Regions from separate parts of the Homo sapiens genome. Here region 1 is linked to region 2. Evidence: read pairs that join two places in POLR2A ChIA-PET (ENCODE). Cell type or tissue: endothelial cell of umbilical vein. All regions are shown on one strand. Each heading gives the region's core, and the rest is flanking DNA. Links, peaks and the distances in the headings are about the cores only.

Region 1 (4,385 bases), core at 80-4,079, 54 kb before region 2:
TTTCTCCCAGGAGGAAATGGCTGGTGAGTTGAGGGGGTAGTGCTCGGCTTTTCACAGGGTGGCTGAGAGAGAATCCCCTGCACGTACACACTGGCCCCCCTCCTGCCTTCCGAGGCCTGTAGAGACCCTGTTCTTGGCCCATAGCAACCCCCAGACCTCCAAGTGACAGCCCTCAGCTCCAGGGACACCAGAAAATCTTTGCCTTCCCAAATCTAAGATTTTTGTTTTGTTTTTGTTTTTTTGGAAACGGAGTCCTGCTCTGTCGCCCAGGCTGGAGTGCAGTGGTGCCATCTTGGCTCATTGCAACCTCCACCTCCCAGGTTCAAACAATTCTCCTGCCTCAGCCTCCTGAGTAGCTGGGATTACAGGTACTCCCCAACCAAGCCTGACTAATTTTTTTTTTTTTTTGTATTTTCAGTAGAGACAGGGTTTCACAATGTTGGCCAGGTGGGTCTGGAACTCCTGACCTCAAATGATCCACTGGCCTTGGCTTCCCAAAGTGCTGGGATTACAGAAGTAAGCCACTGCGCCCAGCCTCAAATCTAAGACACTTAAAAATTTGTTTTTTTGGTTTTTTTTTTTTGAGACGCAGTTTCGCTCTTGTTGCCCAGGCTACAGTGCAATGGCGCGATCTCGGCTCACCGCAACCTCCGCCTCCCAGGTTCAAGCGATTCTCCTGCCTTAGCCTCCCGAGTAGCTGGGATTACAGGCGCCCACCACCTAGGCTAATTTTGTATTTTTAGTAGAGACGGGGTTTCTCCATGTTGGTCAGGCTGGTCTTGAACTCCCGACCTCAGGTGATCCACCCACCTTGGCATCCCAAAGTGCTGGGATTACAGGCATGAGCCACCGTGACTGGCAATTTTTTTAAAATTTTAAATTATTTTTTCGAGTCAGGGCCTTTCTCTGTTGCTCAGGCTGGAGTGCAGTGGTGCATTCACAGTTCACTGCAGCCTTGAGCTCTTGGGCTCAAGCGATCCTCCCTCCTCAGCCTCCACCTCCCACTTCAGCCTCCAGAGTAGCAGGACTACAGGCTCGCTCCAACACGCCTGGCTAATTAAAACAAATTCTAGGGGGGCAGATGCTGTGGCTAGCACACGTAATCACGGCACTTTGGAAGGCCAGTGTGGGAGGATTGCTCGAGCCTAGGAATTGGAGGCAAGACTAGGCAACAGAGACAGACCCCATCTCTACAAAAAGTTTTTTAAAAAATTAGCTGGGTGTGGTGGCTTGAGCCTGTAGTCCCAACTACTTTGGGGGCTGAGGTGGGAGGATTGCTTGAACCCAGGAGGTCAAGGCTGCGGTGAGCTGTGATCACACCACTGCACTCCAATCTGGGTGAAGAGTCAGACCCTGGATTAAAAAAATATATATTTTTCCCCCAGAGACAGCATCTCACTATGTTGGTCAGGCTGGTCTCAAAATCCTAGCCTCAAGCAGTCCTCACACCTCGGCCTCCTAAAGTGTGGAGATTAGAGGTGTAAGCCATCCTGCCTGGCTGCAATTCTAAGAAATGTATGTTGAAAAACTTAGTGGATGTATCAGGAGTTTATCAAGATGAAGCATCTGAGGAACAGACCATCGTTAACTTTTCAAGTTAAAGCAAGTTTGAGCTCCCGGGCGTGGTGGCTCATGCCTGTAATCCCAGCACTTTGGGAGGCCGAGGTGGGCAGATCATGAGGTCAGGAGATCGAGACCATCCTGGCTAACACGGCGAAACCCCGTCTCTACTAAAAATACAAAAAAAATTAGCCGGGCGTGGTGGCGGGTGCCTGTAGTCCCAGCTACTCGGGGGGGCTGAGGCAGGAGAATGGTGTGAACCCGGGAGGTGGAGCTTGCAGTGAGCCGAGATCGCGCCACTGCACTCCAGCCTGGGCAACAGAGACAGACTCCGTCTCAAAAAAAAAAAAAAAAAGAAAGAAAAAAAGAAAGTTTGAGCTGATAAAGGGAAGGTTCCACCTCGGTTTCTTTCCTCTTAATCTCTTCTTCAGGCCAGGGCAGATTCCCACAGGAGATTGGGGCTGGCAGGATGTCCCTCCTCTCCCAAGGAGGGGGCTTCCCGGGACAGAAGAGGAGGGGAGGGGACTTGGGGGATGTTTTCCTCTCTGAGGGTCCGGGGTGAGGGTCAGCCAACGCAGGGTCACCTAGTCAGGGAAACAGAGTGGAGGAAGCCCTGGGTCAAACAGTGAGTCCCAGCTCCTTGTCTCACGAACAACTTCCTCTAGCAAAGTGATTTCATTCTCTAAAACAATAACAAAAGAAGTGTGTAAATATATCCCTTGAATCCCTAAAGCACGCACAAAAAAAGCACAAACAGAAAGAACTGCTGAATAAAGAGGTTCCAAAGTTGGGGTTGGAGCCACTTCCTCTTGCTAAGCCTGCGTGGTATGTGTACTTTAAGAATTCACGTTACAGTCTTGTTGCTGTTGCGTGAGCCTAGCGTATACTATGTGCCAGGCACTGCTCCGGTTTTTTTGTTTTTGTTTTTTTGAGACAGAGTCTCACTCTGTCGCCCAGGCTGGAGTGCAATGGTGAGATCTCGGCTCACTGGAACCTCCGCCTCCTCGGTTCAAATGATTCTCCTGCCTCGGCCTCCCGAGTAGCTGGGATTACAGGCACGCACCACCACGCCCAGCTAATTTTTGTATTTTTAGTAGAGATGGTGTTCTGCCATGTTGGCCAGGCTGGTCTTGAACACTTGACTTCAAGTGATCCACCTGCCTCGGCCTCCCAAAGTGCTGGGATTACAGATGTGAGCTACCGCGCCCAGCCAGTTCTGTGCGTTTTAAATGTATCCAACGCTCATAGCAAACATCCACTGCACAGATGAGGAAGTTGAGGTTCAGAGGGGCTGAGGCCCTGAACTTTGATGAGGGTGTGTCGACCTGGAATATGAATCTCATCATTCTGGCCCTTGAGTTCTTGTTCTCAGCCACTGTGATATGCTGGAAGAGGTTAAGAATTGCTATCACGGCTGTGGCTCACTTCTGTAATCCCAGCCCTTTGGGAGGTCGAGGTGTGAGGATGGCTTGAGGCTGGGCAACACAGCAAGGCCGCACCTCTACAGAAAATTTTAAAAAATTAGCCAGGTATGTTGGTGCATGCCTGTAGTCCTAGCTACTCAGGAGGCTGAGGTGGGAGGATCACTTGAGCCTAGGAGTTTGAGGCTGCAGTGAGGCATAATGTTTTCACTGCACGCCAGTCTGAGCGACAGAGCAAGACTCCATCTCTAAAAAAAGTAAAGCATCGCTATGGCCAACAACATCTTCCCATTCTACAGATGGAAAATTGAGGCCCAAGAAAGGAGTTGTTTGTGCTTTTTCTACCACTGAGGCGTTGGGCCCTGCGCTCAGCTGCTGTGGTCTTTTTGTGGAGAATGTGACCCCAGGCTGTCTTCCTCAGAGCCGAGGAGGAGGGAGGGATGTTTGTCTGTCCTGAGGCTGCAGAAGGGAGGGGTTGAACACAGTTAGAGGCCTGGAGGTGGCTGGGGGCAGCTGGCATGTTGTGGGCAAACAGAATCCAGGCCAAGACCTCTAAGGCGTTAAAGAGCAAACCGCATGCAGGTCTGGCTTCCAGGAAGGTGGGACTTCGAGACTAGGGTTGGGGACTTGGGATCAGCCCTCCACCCAACCGAGCCCTCTCCTGCCCTGCCAGCCACCCCGTAATTTTGGGTTCTGTGAGTCACGGGAAGAAGACAGGACAAACACACCCTGAGAGCGAGACAAGGCCACTCCTATTTTGTACTGCTTATAAAGATTCACTGGGACTGGTGAGGTGGCAGTGCTCAGCAGCATCCGACAGGAGCCCTGGCAAACAGGACGGATTTCCAGGACTCTACCAGCTGCCAGACACGGCAGGGAGAGACCCCAGACCTCCTGGGTCCTGGCTGTGGGCCCGGATTGGGCTCCCAAGTGGCGTTTGACTCACGTGGGGACACTCTTGGAAGAGACGGTAAGGATGGAGGCTACAAGGGCGGGAAGGAGGGAGAGAGAGATTGCATGATCTTGGCTTCTCGGAATCATTACTTTCAGAATCTGGGAAGCAGAACTAGAGTTTGAGAAGTGCAGTCTTATTACAGCCACACTGGAACGCACGTCACAGTCCTGGGCTCTTGAATTAACTTGGGCAGCCCAGCAGCAAAGCTCTTGTCAAAGGATCTAAGCATTTTTTTTCTTTCTCTTTTTGGAGACAGGTTTTCATTCTTGTTGCCCAGGCTGGAGTGCAATGGTGCCATCTTGGCTCACCGCAACCTCCACCTCCCAGGTTCAAGGGATTCTCTTGTCTCAGCTGGGATTACAAGCGCATGCCACCATGCCTGGCTAATTTTGTATTTTTAGTAGAGATGGGGTTTCTCCATGTTGGTCAGGCTGGTCTCGAACTCCCGA
Region 2 (4,385 bases), core at 66-4,065:
GGCATCTTTAATCCCAGCTACTGGGGAGGCTGAGGCAGGGGAATCACTTGAACCTGGGAGGCAGAGGTTGCAATGAGCTGAGATCATGCCATTGCACTCCAGCCTGGGCGACAAGAGTGAAACTCCATCTCAAAAAAAAAAAAAAAAAAATCAGGCTGAGGCAGGTGGTTTGCCTGAGCTCAGGAGTTTGAGACCAGCCTGGGCAACACGGTGAAACCCCATCTCTATTAAAATACAAAAAATTAGCTGGGCGTGGCAGCGTGTGCCTGTAATCCCAGCTATTCAGGAGGCTGAGACAGGAGAATTGCTAGAACCCAGGAGGCGGAGGTTGCTTGTGAGCCGAGATCGTGCCACTGCACTCCAGCCTGGGTGACAGAGCGAGACTCCATCTCTAAAAGAAAAAAAGAAAATGAAAAGAACAATAAAATCACTCAGGAGAAAAAGAAGGCACGGCATAGGAATGGAAGGAGGACAACCTGTAGGTCCTACAGATGCGAAAAGGAGAAGAGAATACGATAAACAACGTGCCACACAGAAATTCACTCATTTGAAATGGAAAAAATTATTGAAAGACACTAGCTACCCAAAGCTCATTCAGGAAGAAATAGATAACCGGAACAACTCTATTAAGGAAATGTAATTCATAGTTAACAAAGAGAACAGGCTCAGATGGGCTCCCTGGTGACGTCTACCAAACATGGAAATGATACTCGCCCACACCCACTTGGCCACAGCATAGGGGAGGACGCCTCCTGACTGATGTTATGAGGTCAGCATTATCCTGCTGCTAAAAGCAGGCTATGACAATGCAAGAAAAGAAAACTCTAAGCCTTATGAACATAGACAAAAACCCTAAATAGGAGTTCAGCACATCATATTTAGCAATATATAAATACAGTACATCATGGCCAACTGGGGCTTATTCTAGGAATGGAAGGTTGATTTAACATTTGAAAATCAATCTGATTCACCATATTAGAAACAGAAAAAAAAAAAAAGGTTGGGCATGGTGGTTCATGCCTGTAATTCCAGCACTTTGGGAGGCCGATAAGGGTGGATCAGTTGAGTCCAGGAGTTCCAGACTGGGATGGGGAACATAGCAAGACCCTGTCTCTATTAAAAAACACAAAAATTAGCCAGGTGTGGTGGTGCACGCCTATAGTCCCAGCTGCTCGGGAGGCTGAGGTGGGAAGATCACTTGGTGTCAGAAGGCAGACATTGCAGTGAGCTGAGATTGTGCCACTGCACTCCAGCCTGGGCAACAGAGCAAGACCCCATCTCAAAGAAAAAAAGTATATAAACCCCTAGTCTTAGTCAGGGAGATGGATTTGAGAGTCATTTCCCATCTCCTTGGCTGCACATCTCATTAAAGCCTTCTTCTTGGCAATACTCGCTTTAGTGATTGGCTTTCTGTGCGACCAGCAGCAGGACCTGGACTGAACCCCTGATTTTTGGTAACAGATTCCATTCAACAGTTTTTTTTTTTTTTTTTTTTTTTTTTTTTTTTTTTTTTTTTTTGAGGCAGGGTCTCGTTCTGTTGCCCGGGCTGGAGTGCAGTGGTGCAATCTCAGCTTACTGCAGCCTCCACCTCCTGGGCTCAAGTGATCCTCCCAAATCAGTCTCCCAAGTACCTGGGATTACAGGCATGTGCCACCATGCCCAGCTAATTTTTGGGTGTGAATAGGTTTTTTTGTTTGTTTTTTGTAGAGAGTTTCACCATGATGCCCAGGTTGGTCTGGAACCATGGGCTTCCTTTCTTTCCAAGGAAGAAGGCTTTAATCAGATGCGTGGCTGAGGAGATGGGAAATCAGTCTCAAATCCGTCTCCCTAACTAAAACTAGGGGTTTATATACTTTTTTTCTTTGAGATGGGGTCTTGCTCTGTTGCCCAGGCTGGAGTGCAGTGGCACAATCTCAGCTCACTGCAATGTCTGCCTTCTGACACCAAGTGATCTTCCCACCTCAGCCTCCCGAGTAGCTGGGACTATAAGCGTGCACCACCACACCTGGCTAAATTTTGTGTTTGGTGATCTGCCCACCTCAGCTTCCCAAAATGCTGAGATTACAGGTGTGAGCCACTGCACCCGGCTCATTCAACAGTATTTATTTAATTTATTTATTTTTGAGGCGGAGTTTCGCTCTTGTTGCTGAGGCTGGAGTGCAATGGCTCAATCTCGGCTCACTGCAACCTCCGCCTCCCGGGTTCAAGTGGTTCTCCTGCCTCAGCCTCCCAAGTACCTGGGATTACAGGCGAGTGTCACCACACCCAGCTAATTTTGTATTTTTAGTAGAGACGGGGGTTTCTCTATGTTGGTCAGGCTGGTCTCGAACTCCCGACCTCAGGTGATCTGCCCGCCTCAGCCTCCTAAAAATGTTGAGATTACAGGCATGAGCCACCACGCTCAGCCTCAACAGTCTTTTAAAATGTTCCTCTTGAAGGCTAACATGCACAAATTATAAGTAAACAGCTTGGTGAATTTTCCCAGATGAAACATACCTGTGCCAGCAGCACCCAGATAAAAAAATAAAACACCAGCAGCCCTCCACCCGCTGCAGCCCAGCTCCTCCGTCTCCCAGGAGTGTCCAATATTCTTTTTTTTTGAGATGGAGTTTTGCTCTTGTCGCCCAGGCTGGAGTGCAACGGTGCAATCTCGGCTCCCTGCAACCTCTGCTTCTGGGATTCAAGCAATTCTCCTGCCTCAGCCTTCCGAGTATGTGGGATTACAGGCACCCGCCACCATGCCCAGCTAATTTTGCATTTTTAGTAGAGACGGGTTTTCACCATGTTGGCCAAGTTGGTCTTGAACTACTGACCTCAGGTGATCCTCCCGCCTCAGCCTCCCAAAGTGCTGGGATTACAGGCGTGAGCCACTGCACCCGGCCGTGACCAACATTCTTAATCTGTCCTCTAGTGCTGGCCACTCTAAAACTTCACAAGAATGTGCTGTCTGTGTCTAGCTTCTTTTACCCAACATGAGGTTGCATGGGCTTGGTTCATTCATTCTGTTCCATGAATTCATCACAATATATCCATTCTTTTGTCCAGGGACATTTGGCTTCCAGAAACCTACCCCTAACACCAGCCCTTCCCTCCCTCTGCAGAACAAAGGCCCCATCAGAGGGGACGTGCTGGGTGTCAGCGTCAGCTTCTGGGAGGAGGAAGGTCAGAGCTAAGGCCTGAAGGATGATGAGGTATCAGGTGGGTGGAGGGGAGACGCTCAGGAGGTGGGAAAGGCGGAGGTGCACAGGCTTGGTTCCAGGTACAAATAACGTTACTAGGAGCACACAGTACCTGGATTTTGATGAATACATTGTACATTTCTGTCCTGTATGTATCCAGGGTTATAGGACGTGATTATAGGACACGCATATATGTTTGGTTTTAGTGGACTCTTAAAAATTGTTTTCCAGGGGCCGGGCACAGTGGCTTACGCCTGTAATCCCAGCACTTTGGGAGGCCTAGGCGGGCAGATCACCTGAGGTCAGGAGTTCAAGATCAGCCTGACCAACATGGAGAAACCCCGTCTCTATTGGGAGGCCGAGGCGGGAGGATCACAAAGTCAGGAGATCGAGACCATCCTGGCTAACACGGTGAAACCCCGTCTCTACTAAAAATACAAAAAAATTAGCTGGGCGTGGTGGCGGGCGCCTGTAGTCCCAGCTACTCGGGAGGCTGAGGCAGGAGAATGGAGTGAACCCGGGAGGCAGAGCTTGCAGTGAGCCAAGATCGTGCCACTGCACTCCAGCCTGGTTGACAGAGCAAGACTCCGTCTCAAAAAAGAAAAAAAAAAAAAAAAAGAAAACCCGTCTCTACTAAAAATACAAAATTTAGCCAGGCATGGTGGCGCATGCCTGTAATCCCAGCTACTCCAGAGGCTGAGGCAGGAGAATTGCTTGAACCCGGGAGGCGGAGGTTGTGGTGAGCTGAGGTTGCGGTGAGCTGAGATTGCGCCATTGCACTCCAGCCTGGGCAACAAGAGCAAAACTCCGCCTCAAAAAAAAAAAGAAATTGTTTTCCAGGCCAGGTGCAGTAGCTCACACCTGTAATCCCAGCACTTTAGGAGGCTGAGGCGGGCGGATCACGAGGTCAGGAGTTTGAGATCAGCCTGGCCAACACGGTGAAACCTTGTCTCTATGAAAAATTCAAAAATTAGCCAGGTGTGGTGGCGGGCACCTGTAATCCCAGCTACTTGGGAGGCTGAGGCAGGAGAATCGCTTGAACCCAGGAGGTGGAGGTTGCAGTGAGCCAAGATTGCACTACTGCACTCCAGCATTGATGACAGATCTAGACTCCATCTCAAAAAAAAAAAAGAAAAAAAAAAAGAGTTGTTTACATATTCCTGAAACAAGTCGTTTGTTAGATATGCATATTGTAAATATTTTCTC

The links. Peaks named below come from ENCODE experiments on the same cell type or tissue, not always from the same donor. Only the 100,000 strongest peaks of a DNase experiment are listed, where the experiment ranks them.
Region 1: POLR2A ChIA-PET joins it to region 2 with 6 read pairs; 18 of 35 experiments call an interaction of 5 or more read pairs at or near these places.

Annotation. Positions count from the first base shown.
Region 1 is chr19:47,328,399-47,332,783 of GRCh38, forward strand. C5AR2 (complement C5a receptor 2) reads left to right here and starts at 3,777. Exons shown (of 2, transcript NM_001271749.2): 1 at 3,777-3,951. In endothelial cell of umbilical vein, for the core only: no CTCF peak of the experiment used is centred there; a DNase peak (open chromatin) is centred at 2,253; H3K4me3 peaks cover 252 bases; H3K27ac peaks cover 591 bases.
Region 2 is chr19:47,382,851-47,387,235 of GRCh38, forward strand. No RefSeq gene overlaps it. Among named protein-coding and RNA genes, the nearest start is that of MEIS3, 34 kb to the right of the region's middle. In endothelial cell of umbilical vein, for the core only: no CTCF peak of the experiment used is centred there; no DNase peak of the experiment used is centred there.